Linked DNA regions of Homo sapiens: region 1 is linked to region 2. Evidence: chromatin loops called from intact Hi-C (ENCODE). Cell type or tissue: mammary epithelial cell. All regions are shown on one strand. Links, peaks and the distances in the headings refer to the core of each region. The heading gives the core; the rest is flanking DNA.

What was found. Peaks named below come from ENCODE experiments on the same cell type or tissue, not always from the same donor. Only the 100,000 strongest peaks of a DNase experiment are listed, where the experiment ranks them.
Region 1: it touches region 2 in a loop (21-fold over the local background); 8 of 110 quality-filtered maps call a loop at or near these places.

Annotation. Positions count from the first base shown.
Region 1 is chrX:35,722,359-35,734,065 of GRCh38, reverse strand. No RefSeq gene overlaps it. Among named protein-coding and RNA genes, the nearest start is that of MAGEB16, 70 kb to the left of the region's middle. RefSeq lists an enhancer at 5,063-5,801. In mammary epithelial cell, for the core only: a CTCF peak has its summit at 7,678 (motif pointing right); no DNase peak of the experiment used is centred there.
Region 2 is chrX:35,375,510-35,387,216 of GRCh38, reverse strand. No RefSeq gene overlaps it. Among named protein-coding and RNA genes, the nearest start is that of MAGEB16, 420 kb to the left of the region's middle. In mammary epithelial cell, for the core only: a CTCF peak has its summit at 6,221 (motif pointing left); no DNase peak of the experiment used is centred there.

The DNA.
Region 1 (11,707 bases), core at 2,709-10,708, 350 kb before region 2:
CCAGATCACAGCAGACTGCTTCTTTAAGCCAGGCCGCGATCCATTCCTACTCACTGGACAGGACCTCCCAGCCAGACCTTCCAGCTATGCCTGTCAGCATGTATTAGGGGCAGAGCTCTGATCTCTCCCTGGGACAGAATGCCTGAGTCAGGGTGAGGACCACCACTTGCGTATGTCAAACGACTCAGCCATTCCAGCCTATGGGCTTTGTAGAGTATAAGCCAACAGGGGCAGAGGCGGTTCCCCACCATGACACAGCTGTTTTATCGAGGCATGGCCAGACTGCTTCTTTAAGCAGGACCCCAATCCACTCCTTCTAGTGGGGGGGGGGGGGTTCCCCCAGCTGGGTCCTCCCAGCCAGGGCCTCTGGCCACCCATATTCTCCCTAAGATGGAGTGCCTGAGGGGCAGGGCAGGCCACCAGCTTAGCCATTCAGGCTTCTCAGCCGGTTTAGCCTGTAGGCCTTCGAAAGCTCAAGCTGATCAGGGGCTGAAGGGGTCTCTAACCCAGCACCACTACTCTACCAAAAAGCAGCCAGATTGCTTCTTTAAGTGAGTCCCTGATTCCATTCCTCTTGACTGGGTGAGACCTCCTAACCAGGGCCTCCAGTCACCTCCCACAGGCACGTTTGGGTTGGCAATAGGTCAGAACCCCCCTGAGACAGAGCTTCCAGAGGAAAGGGCAGGCCGTCATCTTTGGCATTTTGCAGCCCTCACTGGTGATACCTCCAGGTATGAGAAAAAATGAGGCAACTAGGGTCTGGAGCAGGCTCCTAACAAACCACAGCAACCCTACAGAAGAGTGCCCAAACTGTTAAAAGAAAAACAAACAGAAAACAACAGCAACAAAACCCAAAAACCCCATCCAATGATCAGCAACCTCAAAGATCAAAAGTAGATAAGCCCACAAGGATGAGAAAGAATTAATGCAAAAATGCTGAAAACTCAAAAAGCCAGCGTGTGCCTTTTTCTCCAAATTACTGCAACACTTCTCCAGCAAGGGCTCAGAATTAGGCTTAGGCTGAGATGGCTGAAATGACAGAAGTAGGCTGCAGAAGGTGGGTAATAACAAACCTCACTGAGCTAAAGGAGCATGTTGTAACCCAATGCAAGGAAGCTAAGAATCAGGATAAAACAATACAGGAGCTGACAGCCAAAATAGTCAGTTTAGAAAGGAAGATAACTGACCTGTTAGAGCTGAAAAACACACTACAAGAACTTCAAAATGTAATCACACGTATTAATAGCAGAATAGACAAAGCAGAGGTAATGTACAAAGGACAGCCCATCAGACTAACAGCAAGCTCCTCAGTGGAAATCCTACAAGCTAGAAGAGATTGGGGGCCAATATTCAACATTCTTAAAGAAAAAAATTAATTCAGAACTTCATATCTATCCAGTCAAACTAAGATTCATAAGTGAAGGAAAAATAAGATTATTTTCAGACAAGCAAATGTTGAGGGAATTCATTACTATTGGACTCATCTTGCAAGAGTTCCTGGAAGAAGCACTAAATATGGAAAGGAAAATGGTTATGAGCCACTACAAAAACACACTGAAGTACACAGACAAGTGACACTGTGCAGCAACCACATAAACAACTCTGCAAAATAACCAGATAGCATCATGATGACAGGATCAAATCCACACATAACAATACTAACGTTATATGTAAATGGTATAAATGCCCCAATTAAAAGACAGAGTGGACAGATGGACAAAGAAACAAGACCCAGTAGTATGCTGCCTTTAAAAGACCCATCTCACATGAAAGACATACCTAGGCTCGAAATAAAAGGATGGAAGAAAATTTACCAAGCAAATGGAAAACAAAAAAAAGCAAGAGTTGCAATCCTAGTTTCTGACAAAACAGACTTTAAACCAACAAAGATCAAAAAAAGACAAAGAAGGGCATTACATAATTGTAAAGGGTCCAATTCGACAAGAAGAGCTAACTATCCTAAATATATATGCACCCAATACAGGAGCACCCAGATTCACAAGGCCAGTACTTAGAGACCTTCAAAGGGACTTAGACACCCACACAATAATAGTGGGAGACTTTAACAACCCCACTGACAATCTCAGACAGATAATTGAGACAGAAAATTAACAAAGACATTCAGGACTTGAACTCAGCTCTGGATCAAGTGGACCTGGTAGATACACACAGAATACTCCACTCAAAAACTACAGAATATACATTTTTCTCATTGCCACACAGTACTTACTCTAAAATTGTTTACATAATCAGAAGTAAAACACTCCTCAGAAAATGCACAAGAACTGAATTCATACCAAATAATCTCGCAGACCACAGTTCAGTGAAATAAACTCAAGACTAAGAAATTCACTCAGCCGGGCATGATGGCTCATGCTTGTAATCCCAGCACTTTGGGAGGCTGAGGCGGGTGGATCAAGAGGTCAAAAGATCGAGACCATCTTGGCCAACATGGTGAAAACCCGTCTCTACTAAAAACACAAAAATCAGTTGGGCATGGTGGTACACGCCTGTAGTCCCAGCTACTCAGAAGGCTGAGGCAGGAGAATCGCTTGAACCCAGGAGGTGGAGGTTGCAGTGAGCTGAGATCGTGTCACTGCACTCCAGCCTGGCGACAGAATGAGACTTCATCTAAAAAAAAAAAAAGAAATTCACTCAAAATCATACAATTACATGGAAATTGAATAACTTGCTCCTGAATGACTTTTGAGTAAATAATGAAATTAAGGCAGAAATCAAGTTATTTGAAACTAATGACAACAAATATGCAACATACCAGAATCTATGGCATGAATCTAAGGCAGTGTTAAGAGGGAAATATATAGCACTAAATGACAACATCAAAAAGTAAAAAAGATGTCAGGTTAACAACCAAACATCACAACTAAAAGACTAGAGAACCAAGAGCAAAGAAATCCCAAAGCTAGCAGAAGACAAGAAACAACCAAAAGCAGAGCTGAACTGAAAGAGGTTGAGACATGAAAAACCATTCAAAAGGTCAACACATCCAGAAGTTGTTTTTTTTTGAAAAAATTAATAAAATAGATAAACTGCTAGCTAGACTAATAAAGAAGAACAAATAGAAGATTCAATAAACACAATCAGAAAGGACAAGGGAGATATTATCACTGACCCCACAGAAATAAAAACAATCATCAGAGAATATTATGGACACCTCTATGCATAAAAACTAGAAAATCTAGAAGAATGAATAAATTCCTGGACACATTCATGCTCCCAAGACTGAACCAGGAAGAAATTTAATATCTGAAAAGACTAATAAGAAGCTCTGACATTGAGTCAGTAATAAATAGCCTACCAACAAAAAAAAGCCCAGGATCAAATTCGTGGCTGAATTCTACCAGATGTACAAAGAAGAGCTGCTACCATTCCTGTTGAAAGTATTCCAAAAAACTGAGGAGGAGGGACTCCTCCGTAACTCATTCTATGAGGCCAACATTATCCTGATACCAAAACCTGGCAGAGACACAACCAAAAAAAAAAAAAAAGAAAACTTTAGGCCAATATCCTTTATGAACATTGATGCAAAAATCATCAAAAAAAATTGGCAAATGGAATTCAGCAACACGTCAAAAAGCTTATCCACCATGATCAAGTAGGCTTTATTTCTTTAATGCACAGTTGGTTTAACCTACACAAATCAATAAGTATGACTCATCACAAACAGAACTAAAGAAAAAAAACACAAGATTATATTAATAGATGCAGAAAAGGCTTTCAATAAAATTTAACATCCTTTCATGTTAAAAACTCTCAATAAACTAGATATTGAAGGAACATACCTAAGAATAATAGGAGCCATATGTGACAAACCTACTGTTAACATCATACTGAACAGGCAAAAGCTTGAAGAATTCCTCTTGAAAACCAGCACAAGACAAGGATGCCCTCTCTCACCATTCTTATTCGAAATAGTATTGGAAGTCCTTGCCAGGGCAATCAGGCAAGAGAAAAAAATAAAGGGATCCAAAATAAGCAGAGAGGAAGTAAAACTATCACTGTTTGCAGGTGACATGATCTTATATCTAGAAAACCCTATAGTCTCAGCCCAAAAGCTCCCTAAGCTGATAAACAACTTCAGCAAAGTCTCAGGATAGAAAATCAATATGCAAAAATCACTAACATTCCTACACACCAAAAACAGTCAAGCTGAGAGCCACATCAGGAGTGCAATCTCATTCACAACTGTCACATAAAAAAAACAAATACTTAGTAATACAACTAGCCAGGGAGGTGAATGATCTCTACAAGGAGAACTACAAAACACTCCTCAAAGAAATTGGAGATGACACAAACAAATGAAAAAGCATTCCATGCTCATGGATAGGAAGGATCAGTATCATTAAAATGGCCTTACTACCCAAAGCAATTTACAGATTCAAAGCTATTCCCACTAAACTACCACTGACATTCTTCAAAGAATTAGGAAAAAATATTTTAAAATTCATATGTTACCAAAAAAAGAGTTTGAATAGCCAAGGTAATCCTAAGCAAAAAGAATAAAGCTGGAGACGTCACACTATCCAACTTCAAATTATACTGCAGGACTACAGTAAACAAAACAGCATGGTACTGGTACAAAAACAGACACATAGACCAATGGAACAGCATAGAGAGTCCAGAAATGAGGCTGAACAGTTAGAACTATCTGATCTTTGACAAGCCTGAAAACAAGCAATGGGGAAAAGATTCCCTGTTCAATAAATGGTGCTGTGATAACTGGCTAGCCATATGCAGAAAAATTAAACTGGACCACTTCATTACATCATATAAAAAATTAACTCATTATGGTTAAAGACTTACATGTGAAACCCCAAATAATAAAAACCCTAGAAGACAACCTAGGCAATACCATTCTGGACATAGGAATGGACAAAAATTTTATGATGAAGATACCAAAAGTAATTGGAACAAAAGCAAAAATTATCAAGTGGTATATAATTAAATGAAAGAGCTTATGCACAACAAAGGAAACTATCAACAGAGTAAACAGACAACCTACAGAATGGGAGAAAATTATTACAAACTGCATCTGACAAAGGTCTAATATCCAGCATCTACAAGAAACTTAAATTTACAAAAGAAAAACAAAACACCATTAAAATATGGTTAAAGTACATGAATAGACACTTTTCAAAAGTGCAGGAGTCTGTCTTGCATATCCTGATTCAATGACAGATGCATAATGTACACTGACACAGATATTCTGCTTGTCAGACCGGCCAAGTATCCAGGCCACTTACAGACTCTAAGGAGAGTGCTGTCAGCCACGGCCCCAGCTAGCTGGCCTTCTTGGCATTTATTTAGCACACATTAAATGACAAAAGCTTTAAGTCAACACTATTAGAGGGTAATCAACCTGGTTACCTACCCCCGAGAGAGCCATCCTGCCCATGAGTAATCAAAGGTTAGCTTTAGGACCACATGAGTAAACAAGCTCTTTAGATAAACTACTCTACATTCCTTTGTATCTGGGCCCTAAGCACTCTGGTTCCTGCAAAGAGACTGGCTGCTCTCAGCCAAACTATCTGAAGCTATGCAAAAACCTTTTGGCCTTCCAAGAAGGTTCGTGTTTTATTTTATAATTTTCCCCACCATCCTGACTGAACCCCTACACAAAAGAAGACATACATGCAGCCAACAATCATATGAAGAAAGCATCACTGATCATTAGAGAGATGCAAATTGCAGCCCACATGAGATACCATCTTACACCAGTCAGAATGGCTATTCTTAAGAAGTCAAAAAATACAGATGCTGGTGAGGTTGTGGAGAAAAAATGCTTATGCACTGTTGGTGAGAGTCTAAGTTAGTTTAACCATTGTGGAAGACAGTGTGCTGATTCCTCAAGTAGCTAAAAAAAGAAATACCATTCCACCCAGCATTCCCATTACTGGGTATATACCCAAAGGAATAGAAATCATTTTATTATAAAGACACATGTGTGCACATGTTCATTGCAGCACTATTCACAATAACAAAGACATGAAATCAATCTCAATGCCTGTCAGTGGTAGACTAAAGAAATTGTGGTACATATATACCATAGAATACTATACGGCCATAAAAAGAATGAAATTATCTCCTTTGCAGCAACATGGGTGCAGCTGTAGGCCATTATCCTAAGCAAACTAACACAGGAAGAGAAAACCAAATACTGCATGTTCTCACTTATAAGTGGGAGCTAAATGATGAGACCACAGGAGCCAAATGATGAGAACACATGAACACATAGAGGAGAATAACAGACACTGGCACCTATCAGTGGGAGGAGGGTGGGAGGAGGGAGAGAACCAGGAAAAATAATCTATGCTTAATACCTGAGTGACAAAATAATCTGCAGAACAACCCCTCAAGACACAAATTTATCTATGTAATAAACCTGCATATGTACCCCTGAATTTAAAATAAAAGTTAAGTAAATTTTAAAAAAAGGTTTGGATGACTATACTGAGTAAATTCCGTCATTTTTACAGAATCTTAACTGCATTCCTGAGAGATTACTTCACAAACACTTGCAGAAAGTAATACATATTTAAATGGAATAACATATAAACAGGTTGCTTAATAAAAATACAGAGTACGTGGTATGACATTCTCTAGCAAATACCAGAAAGCTGTATTTAGACTCTGGATGTTATTGTGAGAATAAAATGAACACCCTTCCTCTCTTGCCCATTATTACCATATTTCTTGGAAAAAAAAATATTTGATTAAAAAATTTGCCATTTATTTGCTCTGCAAGCAAATGAAAATTTGCCTGCCTTCAAATCTGAATATCATCCATACCCTTATTAATATTTATTTTTACAGCCAGATTCATCTTTACAGTTCTCCCTTATACCCCATTTTCTTCTTCCTCTTTCTTTTATCAAATCAAGTTTTGTCACATTTTCTTTTACCATTGCTTCTTACAGTCCTTTTTCTGTTTCTACTGCTAGTAATCAAACAGTAGATTTGCATATTCCTTTCCAGAATCATAGAAAAAAATGAAAGGCAGCAGAGAATAGATTGCAAGATCCAATTAGCCAGTCTCCCTGATTCCCGTTTTTGTCTTCAAATGAATATACACCCAATATTGGCTACAGAGACTATAAAACAAAGATGAAATCAGATTATATCTATGCTCAATACCTTCAGTAAAACAAAACCTAATTTATTCAATTTGAACTTTACTGCTCTTTTCAATATCACTTTATCTTATCTAAGCAAACAATTTGTTGTCACTTATTCCAAACCATTCTCAGAGTTCTCTGGTCAAGAGTCCGTCAAATTTCATGCTTACCTGTTTTGCCTTGCTCTTTTCGTGGTCTTCTCCCTAACACATCTCTCTTGATCATCTCATTGTTTATCTGACAAATTTCTACTCATTCTCTTTGATCAAACATATTTGTTTATCAGTTATCTCTTGTCTGTACCATTATAAACAAATAAATTCCTCCTTTTGTTATACAAATTGTCATGCTCTGTGTGTGTTATAGAAATTAGTGGACATATTTAAGGACACCATGTACACTAGCATAGATGATGCCTTGCAAGGAGCACCTTGTTGAGGGCAAGGATCGCTCAGTACAAGGTTGCATACACTGAAGCAAAAGATGCATTTTTTTTTTTATTTTTATGAATGAAATATGTGCTCAGTAAACTTTTACCATCCACCTGGAGAGGGCGCCTACTCCAAATTAAAACAGTTTAATTGTAAGTTAGATTAGTCCTATACAAGGTTGCTTCCTTCACTTTAATGTGACTACTCTGAGGGCAGGAATCATATCCTTTCTTTGGTATTTACTGTCCTCAAGCCTAGAATACTTGCTGTATTTTTTTGGTAAATTAAACCCTGGGGAGTAATAAACAAAATAATAAATTAAAATTCTTGAGAATCTAGCTTAAAAATGTCAAACTTTAAAATTTGCTGTATTCCTTTTCCATATTCTAAGGTTTCTTGCAATAGTAATCAGGTCTATAAAATTAGCATGGGTGTAGACCAATAGAAATTACTATTTCTTCATTTAGTATATGGCATTTGAAGTGGTGTTGCTTGGTACTAAAATATTTGTACCTCCAAAGCATACAGAACCTGGCAGACTAAGTGGTAGTACCATTGATAAGAAACTCAGAGAAGATGCCTAATAATAAATAACTACCACATGTGTACAGATTTTTGATTCCCAGATTTTATCCTCACATTTGTTTAAGGAGTATGTGATTGTTGAGCGTGGGATGATAATGATATGATAACAATAAGGAAATGAATTAGGGTGACTAAAGTGGGAGAAGATACACCAATGTAGAGGAGACTCATATTATGTGTAATTTTCTGAACAATTACTATTTTGATTTGAGACTACAGTTTTCATGTAACGTTTCCCCAAATTCCTATGGTCATCATGAGGTTAATAATTCTTCCCAAATGTTCATTGACAGGATGAGATTTTATTTTTTCTATGTTAACCAGAGAAGTCAGTGGTATAGGCATGTAGAGAGGAGAGTAGCTACCAACAAAAACAAAAGAGAAACAGTTGTAATAAGTTGAATCAAAATCAAAGAGCAAATAGATTGTGAATTACCATTGAAATTATGAGGAAAAAAAGAAAACTACTTTCACACAATACTCAGTTCCTTCTGATATAAAAATAACTTTTGTAAGTCATCAAAAATGGCACAGTAAAAACTATTAAAACTTTGTCCCTCCATAAAATAATAGACAGGCTGGCACAAACTCAGAATCAATTTTTTTTTCAAAATTCTGAGATCTAATAAAAAACTCACAGCAATCAGGAAAACTCAATTAAAAAAAAGCTGTTGAATATTGATAAGAGAATATTTTGGTGTTTTAACCTAATCATTTTTTATAACCTACTCCTCAGCTTGGCAGTAGCCATGAATGGAAGAATCCACATACCTGTTAAAAGTTTCTGGTACTAGAGAGAGCAATATACACATTATTCTCAAAGCAAAAGGGTTGTGTGTTTTGACATGTCTGATATACCTCTGAAGGATTAGCTCAAGAGCTTGTGTTTGTTAAACTTGCATAAAGCATTGCCAGGGCTGAAGTGGCTTCTTGAGCAACATTTGTCAAAAGCAAATGTTAAATGCAAAAGTATTAGCTACAGCCACCTGGGGTAAAGGACTAAAACTGATGCCAACATTCGACAGAATGAGAAGCCTGGTAAAAAAAGAAGCTGGGAGAGAAGATACTTGAAGCAATAAGTACTTTTAAAAGTTTTGGTGTATGTTGGGGAACCTAGGAGGCCATATACATTCCCAGGACAAAAATGCATACTCGGAAAATAAGTACGAAGACCATGAGCTTTCACTACTAGCTAATAGCTAAGCTCTGTGCAAGCAGAAATTAAATGTTAAGATAGAGTTATAAACAACCTAGCTAAGCTTTGTAGGGGTGTCCCAACACAGACCCAATTTGCAAAGACTGGAAGATATTTAAATATTTATTTATTTTTGCCTTATGGCATTTTAGGTATTGTTTGCCAGATCTCTAGCTGATTACTAAGCTAATGGAACAAACACATCAATTTCCACACATGCAAAATATATACACTTTATAAAAACAGTTCATAAAAGTCACTTAATGAAAAGTAACTACAACAACCAGCAGAACAAACCCTTAGGAGGTAGAATAATTTGTTTTCTAATATTGCAACTCAGAATCATTTTTTTTCAAAATTCTGAGATCTAATAAAAAACTCACAGTTTTTTACAATATTCCGAATGTTCAATTTTCAAAATAAATCATGAGGCAAGCAAAGAAAAAAGAAAGTATATCCCAATCATAAATACACAAAATAAATGAATGGAAACGTAGAAACAGTCCCTGAGGAAGGCCAAATACCGAACTTCCAAAGAGACTTTAAATCAACTGTCTTGAATATGCTAAAAGAACTAAAAAAATACCATGGACAAATAACTAAAGGAACAAAGGACACACATGTATGAAAGAAAGAAAATATCAATAAAAACATGAAAAATATAAAAATAATCCAACTAGAATCTCTGGGGCTGAATGGTATAATAACAGACAAAAAGTTTAGTAGAAAAGAAAAACGGCATAATAAGACAGAACAAATAATCGACAAATTTGAAAATAGGACAATTCAGATTATCCAGTCTGAGGAGAACAGAGGAAAAAAAAATAAGTTAACAAAGCCCAGGAGACCTGTGGGACACCATCAAACACATTAACATATGCATAATGAAAGTTACGGAAGGAGAGAAGACATAGATGGGGACAAGAATAAAATGTGAAGGTATTAGGTTGGTGCAAAAGTAATTGCGGTTCTTGCCGTTACTTTAAAAACAGATATTCAGATAGCAGGTAAAAGTTTCTTTCTGAGTGTGTCTGTGAGGGTGTTCCAGAAGCGACTGACATTTGAATCAGCAAACTGCTGTGGCTCATGCCTGTAATCCCAGCACTTTGGGAAGCCGAGGCCAGTGGATCACCTGAGGTCAGGAGTTCGAGACCAGCCTGGGAAACATGGTGAAACCCTGTCTCTACTAAAAACACAACAATTAGCTGGGCGTGGTGGCGGGTGCCTGTAATTCCAGCTACTTGGGAGGCTGAGTCAGGAGAATTGTTTGAACCCAGGGCGGTGGAGGTTGCAGTGAGCTGAGATTGCGCCACTGCACTCCAGCCTGGGTGAAGATATACCCTCACTAATGTGGGTGGATATCATCCAATCTGTTGAGAGTTCTGACAGTGGAAAAGTGGAGGATTAACTCTCTTTTCCTAGGCTAAGATATCCATCTTATTTTGCCCTCAAACATCAGAGTTCCTGGTTCATGGGCCTTTGGACTCCATGACTTACACCAGCAGTGTCCCTAGTTATCAAGCCTTCAGATTCAGTCTAAATTACACCGACAGCTTTCCTGGTTCTCCAGCTTGCAGATGATATATCATGGGAATTCTTGTGTCCATAATTGTGTGAGCCAATTCCCATAACAAATTCCCTCTTTATCTATCTGTTTATCTATCTATCTATCTATCTATCCATCCATCCATCTCTTATTGGTTCTGTTTCTCTGGAAAACCCTGACTAATACGTGCACTATCAAGAGAACAGAAAAGCCACAGTATTAGAGAAAATATTTGTAAATTATATATTTGTTAAAAAATTAATAACCAGAATATATAAAATACTGTAATAACAACAGAAAACAAAACAAAAAAATAACGGGCATAAGATTTTAATAGGCTTTTCTCCAAAGAAAATATACAAATGACCAACACACAAATGAATTGATGCTCAGCATAATTTATCATTAGGAAAATGCAAAACAAAACCACAATGAGATACTGCTTTACACCCAATGAGATGGCTACAATCAAAATAAAAATTATAACAAGTGTTAGCAAGAATGTAGAAAAATTGTAGCCCTTATACATTGTGTGTAGAAATGTAAAATGGTGTATCTGTTGTGGAACATAGTTTGCAGATTACTCAAAAAGTTAAACACAGAATTACCATAGGACCTAGCAGTTCCACTGCGAGGTATATTCTCAAAAGAATAGAAAACAGATATTCAAAGAAAAACTTCTACACGAATTTTTATAGCAACACTATTCACAATAGCCAAAAGGTAAAAATAACCCATGTGTTCTCCTGTCAGGTTCTAATCAGCCTAGTTGTGCTAACTCCATTGGAGGAGCCGGAAGGAAGTGGTTGCTGCT
Region 2 (11,707 bases), core at 2,594-10,593:
TTTAATTCTGAGTTTTTTTTTCCTCTTACCATAAGTTTCCATGTAAGGACTCTGACTGGACCATAAACCCTAGTGGGTCTGCCCTCTCTCTGGGCAGTGCTCCTCTCATGCCTATTAACATTGTGTCACATGAAGTGAGACCATGAGCAGTGAGAGTTTCTTGTTCTTGTCAGCAGTGATGAATATAATACCCATTGACTAAGTTTGTACATCTGAAAATAGAAATTGGCTTGAAAACTCTATTGAAATCTCAATTTATAACTAAATATGTTGCCAGAAATTTGCTAGTTTTCTGTTTTTCTTCATTTCTGTATAGCTTTATGCAAGTAACCTAATGTATTCAGTGATATAGTTAAAACCAGGAAATGCAATAGCCAATATATGAGCCCAGTACTATTCCCATCTGTTGGAAGTCACACTATCCAAGGTGTCAGCTTTGACAGAATGTTCTCCATAGGATTCTTGTGAACCTTAGTAACTAGTGTATTGATGAAGAACATTGAGAAAACCTCACTCACTGCCTAGAAAATTCCAACAGGTTCTTAATGTCTAACCATATGGCTTTAATGTCACTTTTTGATCTTCTGTGTTCCTGGCCAGAGAGCCCATACTAGCCAGGAAATACCAGTCCTTTACATTCTAGAAATGCTTGATATAAAAATACAGTGGTCCTTTCCAGCTATGGCTGGGTATTAGTGGAGGAAATAAAATCAAACACTGGCAATGGCAAGACCTCAGGTTTTCTAGTCTTGCTCTTGCCATTTGGCAGTAGTGGTAAATCACTTTTGTTTGAACATACTGTGTAAGTTGTTCCCCATGACATTTATTCTCTAAGTCAACATTAATTAGAATGAATGATGTTTTTTCAAATTCTTGGGGCAATGATATAACCAAGTAAGTAAATAGATTATGTTATAGTTCCTGGGAAAGACATAATCAGTAAGCAGTGTGGAGCTCCTTGACCTTTTTGAGTTAAAGAGATATAACTGCTGGAGCTAAACAGGACCAGGAAGAGCTCCCATTCCTATCAGCCAGAGTAGAAATCTTCATAATTCATGGGGTGTTGGATAGAGTATTCAAAAATGTCTTGCCCCAGTTGGGGTTAAAATGAGCTATAAACCAATAGTTCTTTTGGTCCAGCTAAAAACCTTGAAATCAAGGCCTAAATAGATTTTTTTTCAAGTATTTTAATAGCATCCATGATAAAAATCAAAAATACTTACACAAATACAAACATATCTAGCATGTATGCAAAGCAAAAGGCAAATATTACCTGTAATTAGGAGGAAAATTCCTTAATTGAAACAGACTCAGAAACAGCATAGATAATAAAATTAGAAGACAGGCAAAGCCATTATAGCAGTTGTTATATTTCCATTTCATATATGAAATTCCAGAAGACAGATTGATCATTTTAAGAAGAGACATGGAAGATTATAAAAGTCCCAAATTGAACTTCTACATAAAAAGATGAATATGTATGAGATAAAAAAAATACATTGAATAGGAATAACAGGAAATTAGACATTGCAGAAGAAACTATTAATGACCCTAAAGACATAATGATGGACATTATTCAAAGTGAAACACAGAGGGAAAACGAAAGACATAAAAATATAATTGAATAGTGAAACAGCTTTAAGAAACTTAATTTTTGTAAATTTGATGAAAATTATAAACCCGCACATCCAAGAAGTTAAAGCAGTTCTTAGAGGAAAGTTTGTAGCATTAAATGCCTAGCTGATGAAACTATAAAGGTCTCAAGTCAATGACCCATCTTCCAACTTAAAAACTAGAAGAGTTAATAAGCCCAAAGTAATTATAAGAAAGAAAATAACAAAAATCAAAATGAAAATAAATAAAGTATAAGACAGAAAATGAATAGAAAAAAAGTCATTGCAAGTAAAACCAATTTTTTGAGAAGATATATAAAATTGATAAATCTCTAGCCAAAGTTATCAAGAAGAAAAGAGTAAGGGTATAAATTATGAAAGTTAGGAATGAGAGAGTAGACATCACTGTAAATTTGATGAATTGTAAAATGGCATAAATGCATATTAAATACAACTGTATGCCAATAAATTTGACAACTTAGTTGACAATGGGAAAATTCCTTGAAAGACAATATCAAAAGTAATTAAAGAAGACATAGACAACCTAAATATCACTGTATTTAATAAACAGATTTTGTAGTTAGAATCCTTCCCACAAATTGAATTTCAGGGGCAGATGGCTTCAATGGTAAATTTCAGCAAATGTTTTAGGAAGAAACTATACCAATTCTACACAAATTATTCTAGAAAAGAGAAGGTAAGCAAATATTTCACATCATTCTATGAAGTCAGCATTACTATACCAAAACCAGACAGAGAAATTACACATGAAGAGAACCGAAGATCAATATTGCTCACAATTTTAGAAAACTGAATGCACCAACATGTAAGAAGCATAATATATCACAACCATTTAGGACTTCATGACATATTCAAAATTCAAGTATCAGTCAATGTCATTGACCATATTAATAGACTTAAAAATATTATTTCAATAAATAAAGAAAAAGTATTTGAAAAAAATCCAACATCTATTCCTGATTTAAAAAAAAAAAAAAAACTTCCAGAAAACTGGAAATGGAAGGGAACTTCCTCAACCTGATTTTAAAAATTTACTAAAAAGGCTACAGCTAACATCATACTTAATGGTGAAAGACTGAAAAAATAAAAATTATAAAAATGTCACTACTTATGGATAGCATGTACTGAAGAGTTTTAAGGAAACCTAGAAGAATCTTTCTCTCTAAATTACTCTTCACAGATATTCTTAGATATACTTTCTGGAAAAATAAAGTATAGCATTTCATATTTTAAGAAATGATGAAATGAATATGTTTCTTCTAAGATTAAGAACAAGACAATAATGTCCACCCTCACCATTTCTAATAAACATTGTGCTTATAGGTTCTAGCCAAGGCAATCAGGCAAGAAAAAGAAATAAAAAGGCATTCATATCCAAAAAGAAGTAAAACTCATTTAGGTACACACTTAGGATCATGAATTCTGGATCATATGGTAAGACTATGGTTAGCTTTATAAGAAATTGCCAAATTGTCTTCCAAAGTTGCTGTACCATTATGCATTACAACCAGCAAAAGAGTTACAGTTCCTCTTGTTTCACTTTGTTGCCACTAGTTGATGTTGTCAGTGTTTAAGATTTTAGTTCTTTTAATAAACGTATAGTGATAGCATTGTCATTTTAATTTGCAATTCCCTAATGAAGTATGTTGTTGAACATCTTTCATATGCTTAATTGTCATATATATATCTTCTGTAGTGTGGTGTCTTCTTAGAACCCAATTTTAGTAGGGTTGATTGTTTTCTTATTGTTGAGTTTTAAGAGTTATTTATATGTTTTAAGTACAAGTTCTGTATCAAATTTATGTATGGCACATATTTTCTTTCAGTCTGTGTCTTATTATTTCATCCTCTTGACGGGGTCTTTTGCATAACATATTTTTAATTTTAATGAAGTCCAACTAATAATGTGTTTATTAATAGATCATGCGATTAGTGTATGTAAAAACTCAATTCTGAGGTTCCGGTTCAAGATGGCTGAATAGAACCAGATAGTGGGAGCCTCCCACACAGACAGAATTCAAAATAGTGAGTAAATATTAACACTTGAGTAGATCACCTAAGAGGGCACACTGGAATCCATTAAAGAAGTGATAGGAATCATAGAAAGCAGAGAGGAGCAAAGCTGTACAGCCAGCTGAGCTGGGACTGGCATGGAGCCAAGAGAAGATTCCTGATACAGAGAAGTGGTGAGTGAGAGACCCCTGGGGTTCCACAATTCTGCCATGGACTTGTACAATCCTAGCCATGGGAGATCCCCCTCTACTCCTCCCAGGCCTTTAGTCTAATACAGGGTGCTGCCTGGAGACAGTGCATAGGTACTGCTCAAGCCTACCTAGAATTCCGCAGGCTTTGGAATGCTGAGAAGCCTGGTGCCGGCTGCTGCAGCTGGATCAGGGAGGGAGCAGACAGGCCAGACACTTTTGCATGCCCCAAAGACAGATACAACAGCTGCAGTAGAGAGGAGTGGGTGGGCCATGCACTGCAATGACTGCCTGCCTCAGGTGCTCCTTGAAAAATAGGCCTCCCTTCTTCAGCACGGTTCTGCAGTGCAGCTGCCCTGCCCCTGTATGTACATATTGGCTGCAGCCCGATATTCTACTGAAAGCCAGGACCTCTGAAGCCAGTGACCCACCCTTTGGCTCCTATAGCAGTTGCCATCACCACCACCCACCACCACTGCAGCCACTCCTGTCACCCCTGAACCTGGGTTGGGGGAGGAGCAGAAAGGCTGGGCAATTTTGTGTGTCCCCAGCAGCAAAATTTACTGCTGCTCCTGTGGGAGGAAAATTCAAGTGGACCATGCATCCCACAGCTGTCAGCCTCCATTGCTCTAGCTGAGGGGGCCTGATTCCTCCAGTGAAAAGTTAACAGCAAAGCCAGCCTGTTCCCACCTGACCATTTCAGCTGCTGCCCAGAGTCCTTCTGACAGCCCAACCCCCACAGGCCTGTGATCTGCCCTGGGGCTCCCACTATTCTGCCACTGCCTGAGCGTTCTGCCTGCTCCTGCCTGAAAGTTCTGATGGTGACCCATGGATCAGCCCACTCCTTTCAGCCAGCATGTGAATTCTGGGGATCCAAGAACAAGTGTACTGGCCCATTCCTGGTTTAGTCCCCTTAGGACTTGTACATCTTGTACATCCCATCCAGAGGCCTGAGGATGGAAGGTTTGCCTAGCCTAGTCCACCACCGCCAGCATCTGACTACTCCCTGTGGGGCCTGAACTCAGGCCAACCCAACCAGCCAACACACTCAACATCTGACACTCACCTGAATGTGAAACCACTTTTGCAAACATAACTTAGGAAATTATGACAGTGAAAGAAATGAGACCTAACCCACTCCGTCTTGCTTCTAACGTTTAAGCTGTCCTTGTTCATTCCTGGGCATAGAACTAATTTTAAGAAGGAATTCAGTTAATGGTTTGACTCTGAAACAAAATTGATAATAGCCCTTTCCCTAAAAGACCCCCTTCTTGCCTGGGGACCAGTCTACCTTTGCAGGACTAACAAATTAGCCACAAGATTAGAAATTACAGTTTAGGGGTCATGCAGCCTCTGGCTCCAAAAGTCTGAACTTCCCCAGATTGCTCCTGGGGATAACATCACTATTGTAAAACCTAAGATCAGTGCTTGAGATATTTTGCAGACCCTGCACTGGACTGGATCACCTGTCCAGTGGACCACCCAGATTGTAATCTGACTCAACCAGTTCTGCCATTCCACCTAGGAATAGAAAACAGCAAGAAAACCTCACTTCAACCCCCTATGATTCCATCTTCAACCTGACCAACCAGCACTCCACACTTCCCAAGCTCCTACCCGCCAAATTATCTTTAAAAACTCTGATCTCCGAATGCTCCGGGAGACTGATTTGAGTAATAATAAAACTCTGGTCTCCCGCACAGCCAGCTCTGCGTGAATTACTCTTTCTCTATTGCAATTCCCCTGTCTTGATAAATCAGTTCTGTCTAGGCAGCAGACAAGGTGAACCCATTGAGCGGTTACAAATGTGCCAAAAGGTGGATTCCCTCCCCATCCGTACACAAAGCAGCAGCATTACCACATTAGAGAACAAGCAAGCCACAGAGCTATTTGTACTGGTCTGAGTGATGAGGTTCCACCCTAAAATCACTCCTGTGGAGAATCATCAGACAAGCGTCTTCCCTGGCTCTCAGCAGCACTGTGGCCTGGAGATAACAGTGTGCATCTGAACTGAGAGTTACAAGCCCTGGGGCAGGAGTATGATGGAGAAATAGATCAGATTCCTGCCTGTTTAGGAAGTGGAGCTGGTGCAAGCACCTTATTCCCCACAGAAACCTCAGGGCATGTCATCAGGAACTCCCCTAGCCACTCCTATCAGTGTTGGTGTCCATCCTTATCATTGGGGGTATTTGTGAGCAAGCCATGCAGTACAGCTCTTCAAAGCTGTGTCCTCTCCATTTGCTGAACAAGAAGTTCAGGGGATCGGATTTTCCACTGTCCAGCTCATCACTTGAAACAACACAAATGACCATACACTAAACAAAGATCAAGTACCTACCCATCTGCTTTTGCTACAGCTGGCTTTTAGCCATAAGTGCCACCTACTGGCCTGTAGGTCAAACTGCACAGCCCTATAGAAATCTTCACAAGAAAAAATGCCCAGGGATATAAAAGCAAAGCCAAAAGACCCTACATAACATATTCTACAATCACATCCTCAAGGCAGGAAAATCCCATCTAAATGAAAGGAAATTCAAAAATAAGAAGTGACAGCTTCTACAGATGAGGAAGAACAAGCACAAGAACTCCAGCATTACGAAGAAAGAATGTTGTGATACCACCGACGGACCACATTAGCTCTTTAACGATGGATCCTAAACAAAATGAAAACTTTGAAATGATTGAAAAAGAATTCAAAATATATATTTTAAAGACACTCAATGAGATCTAAGAGAAAGTTGAAAACCAACACAAGAAACAAAAAAATTTGGAGAAGAAAAAGGAGATTATTTATTAAAAACCAAAACTACTAGAAATGAATAATTCACAGAAGAAATTTCAAAACACAGTTGGAAGCTTTAACAAGACACTAGACCAAACAGAAGAAAAATTTCACAGATTTAAGACTGGTCTTTGGAATTAACTAAATCAGATAAAAGAATTAAAAAAATTAACAAAGATTTCAAGAAATATGGGATTATGTAAAGTGACCAAAACTTAGACATGTGGACATTCCTGAGGAAGAAGAAGAAAAAGCAAGAAGTTTGGAAAGCATATTTGAGACAATAATTTAAGAAAATTTCTCCAATCTTGCTAGGGATGTGGATATCCAGTTACAATAAATCCAGAAAGCACCTAGAAGATACTATACAAGATGAACATTACCAAGACATGTAATCATCAAACTCTCCAAGGTCAACATGAAAGAACAAATCTTAAAAGCAACTAGAGAGAAGCATCAAATCACGTATAAAGGAAATCCCATCACTTTAACAAGAGACACCTCAGTAGAAATTTTACAAGCCAGAAGACATTAGAGGCCAATTTTTAGGCTTTAAAGAAAAAAAATGCTGGCCAAGTATTTCATATCTTGTCATACTAAGTTTCATAAATGTAGAAATAAAGTCTTTTCAGACAAGCAAACACTATGGGAATTCATCACCACTACATCAAACCTGTAAGAAACGCTCAAAGGAGTTCTAAGCATGGAAATGAAAGACACCACTCCCCAACATAAAAGTAAACATGTAAGTAGAAAACTCACAGATCCTATAAAGCAATTACACAATTGAGAGCCCAGGGCAACTAGCTAACGACACTATGACAGGAACAAAACCTCAGATACCAACATTAACATTGAACGTTGATGGCCTAAATGCTCCACTTAAAATATAAGACTGGCAAGTTGGATAAAAAAACAAGATCTTACCATCTCTTGCCTATAAGAGACCTACATAATAGCTAAAGATATCTACAGACTCAAAGTAAAGGAGTAGGAAAAGATATATCACACAAATGGAAAATGAAAGCAAGCAGCAGTAGCCATTCTTGTATCAGATAAAATAGACTTTAACAACAGTAAAAGAAAAGGAAAGGCATTATATAATGATAATTGGTTCAATACAACAAGATGATTTACCTGTCTTGTCCTAAATATATATGCACCCAACACTGGAGCACCCAGATTCATAAAACAAATACCACTAAATCAAAGAAAAGAGATTGATACCAATATAATAACAGTGGGAGAATTCAACACCCTACTGACAATACTAACAGGTCGTTGAGGCAGAAAGCCAATGAAGAAATTCTGGACATAAGCTGGGCTCCAACCCAAATTGACCCAATAGATATTTACAGAACATTCTACCCAACAACTGCAGAATATTCACTTTTCTTATCTGCACATAAAACATTCTCCAAAATTGAGCATATGCTTGGCCATAAAGCAAATCTCAGTAACTTCAAAAAATCAAAATTATATTAAGTATTTTCTCAGATCACAGTGGAATAAAATTAGAAATGAATACCGAGAGGAATTTACAAAGCTATAGAAATATTTGGAAGCTAAACAACATTCTCCTGAATGACTTTTGGGTAAAGAACAAAATCAAGGCAGAAATTTCTTAAGAAATGAATGAAAATAGAGACACAACATACCCAAACTTTTGGAATGCAGAAAAAAATATTACTAACATGAATGTTTATAACAAATGCCTACATCAGAAAGATATGCATAGAAATGGAAAGCAGGAGATGAGAAGCAGATTTGGAATACACAGAGAGATTTGGGTTTTGATTTCAGGTGTTCTGGGTCAATAAAAAAATTTTCAGATATGGTATACCATGGATTTGGAGTTTAATGATACTCACATGATATTGATTTTACCCACACATCCTCCACATAAAACAAAACAAAATAAAAATATAGGCCGGGCACAGTGGCTCAAGCCTGTAATCCCAGCACTTTGGGAGGCTGAGGCGGGTGGATCATGAGGTCCAGTTTGAGACCAGCCTGGAGACCAGCCTGGCCAATATGGTGAAACCCTGTCTCTACTAAAAATACAAAAGAAAATTAGCTGGGCATGGTGCTGTGCACTTGTAGTCCCAGCTACTGGGGAGACTGAGGAAGAAGAATCGCTTGAACCTAGGAGGTGGAGGTTTCAGTGAGCCGAGATCGCACCACTGCACTCCAGCCTGGGCAACAGAATGAGACTTCGTCTCAAAAGATAAATAAATAAAATAAAATAACATCATCAAGGAGAACAAATAAAACTACACATAATACACGTCTTCAGCATTATTAGAAGACAAAGAATACCATGCACAACAAATTACCTGCAGGTAGAATAATAAAACAAATTCCAGTAGACCTTCCATTGCTAATCACTGCAAGGCTGTGGGTGTGAAGACAAGGGGAGTGAAAATTTAAGGTATTCCATGAAAAAAATTTGAAGGACACAAGAAACTTTGAAAAAATACAGATAAGATTACCCCCTAAAGGAGAAAATTTAACACCTAATGACAAAATACTAAACACAGAGAGGTATTTGTTGGCTTACACAATTGGTCACAAGGAAAAGGTTCAAAATCAAATTTGATCAGAAGTGGAAGCTTCAGAGAAACATTGCTTCAGAAGGATAATTGGATATATAAAGTGTTTTCTACATAGAGTTCAACTTTCTGTTAAGTGTTAAAGCTTTCAAAATTCTTGTTTAATGTATAGGAGCACAGGAAATTCATTCTTTATCAGGAACTCACTCTTGTGATAACCAACACACTCCTATGTTTATGGCATTAATCCATTCCTGAGGGCAGAGCCCTCCCTCATGACCTAACCACCTCTTAAAGGGCCCACGTTTCAACAGTGTTGCTTGGAGGATTAAGTTTCCGTTTCGGGCACATATTCAACCCATAGCATATGCTTTATTACCTCATTAGAAACTTCCTTCCTAGCACTATTTGAAAGATTGGGAGGTGTGTTATATGAATTGTGAATACTGCTCTTCTCATGGTAGCATGGTGCTTTCCAGATTTTGATTCACTTTCTCTGCCTTTAAATGTGGCTACATGCTTTTGTGGAAAGATGCTTAGGAAATGACTTTGAATTAATCCCATCGTGATATCAGCTGAATTTTAGATTTTCTCTCCCTTTCAATCTTTGTACACCTTGAAGAGCTCTGCAAGTTATTGGTGAAGCTGACCAATACATTCTCAAAGATCCTTTCCGTTGCTAATATTCTATACTTTTCTAACTGTTAACTTCTTTTGCTCTTACTTCTTTTTTTTCTTTTTCTGGACCAAATTTACAATCTTTTTATTTACTCAGCCTCAATTTAAAACTCAGTGGACGTGAAAACACCCACTTCATAATGAGCAGCTCTCATCACTTGGTAGCTTGGTGTCCTATGATCAGGTGCTCAGTCTTTGTTAAGATACAATAGCCACACAATTGGTCACTTACTTAAAGAAGATTTTTTTTTTCATTATGTAGAGCAAGGCTGTCCAATAGAACTTTCTGTAATGATAAAAATAGTTTATAGCTACACTGCCCAATATAGTGGCCACTAGTCACATGTGGCTATTGAGCATTTGATATGTAGGTTGTGAGACTGAGGAATTGTATTTTTAATTAATTTAATTAATTTTGTTGAGTGAATTATTTTTGCTTGGTTTTATGATTATTTTAAATTTAAGTGGCCACTGGTGGTCTGTTTTGTGACTCTCTTACTGGGGCCTGCTAGAGACTCTACAACGTATCCTTGACGTGCTAGAATCATTAGCACATATACTGTCACGTCATTAGCACATACACTGCCCAAATCATTAGCACATATACTGCCCAATGTGAATCATTAGCACATATACTGCCCAAAGTGGCAGGGCAGCTTTTATCTCACTCTGCAGTTAATCAGAGCCTTATTTTGCACTGGAAACCACTCAAACTGGCAGACTTCTAATCACCAGAAATATGAATAGCAGTACCCATGAAGTGCTATATACATCCTCAACATGCATGTTATTATATGATGGTGTAGCTCTAATAGGTAGAATACAACGGTTTGGGAATAAAGGTGGGATATAAGATACGCTCATCTCATCATCACGCTAACAGATCCAGTTGTGCAATTTGTCATTACTGTCTCACAATTTTAGGCTCTGACTGGCTGGAAGCCATGATTTTGAGAGGAAACGCTCTATGACATTAACTGTGAAGAGCAAGAATGCTACTGCACAATTAGAACAGGAAGGAATATATGTCTCACCTAGAGGTTTGACTGGGGCATCTCGTAATGTTTACATGCATAGAGATTGGTATAAAATGGGCAATTTTAACAATGCTAGCCCATCAAAGGCAAGATTGCTAAGAGCTTAGCCCTTCAGGATGAATTTCTGGTTCACCCTGCTAGGCAAGCATCCTAAAGAAGAGTAAATGTTTGAAGAGAGTGATAGAAATATGGAATGCTGATGAAGGAGAAAAAAATATTTATTGCAGCCTCAGGAACAAGTACAGCAACAGTCATAAAAGCTTTTATAACTTTTTAGGTGTTTAAAACTGGAAATAATTTGATTTTCATTTCCACTCTCAGTGTGCAATTAGATAGGAGGGGTACAATTGGTTGATCTAGTTTGTGCACCTCCCCAGATTCTCTTGTACCTATATGTATATGTCCCCATCCCTGTTGCCGTTTTAAAGATTTGGGGGAATTTCGCTTTTCTGATGGTTGCCTGAATAATCTCAATATGACCACCTGTAGGTTTACGGAGTTAATGCTTTTTGTGCCAAGCTTGAACCAGTGTGATACAGTAAAGAAGCAGGTTTTGTTAGATAAATTCCACTGCTTTTCTTCTTCCTACATACTAATCCAAGGTGCAATGGCTCCATATAGCCACATGGTCATAGTCCATGGAACAATTATGTTTTCTCCTGAATCTGTGGTCAACTTGATAACATTCTATCTTATATTTGCTTTCTTTCTTGCCTCAATTTTCTTTTATGAATCCTTCCTCCCCTAGAAATTTACACACTCAGTTCATCACCAGTAAAATGTTAGTGTTAATCTTTGCTACAGGGTCTGTTTTCTAAAGAAT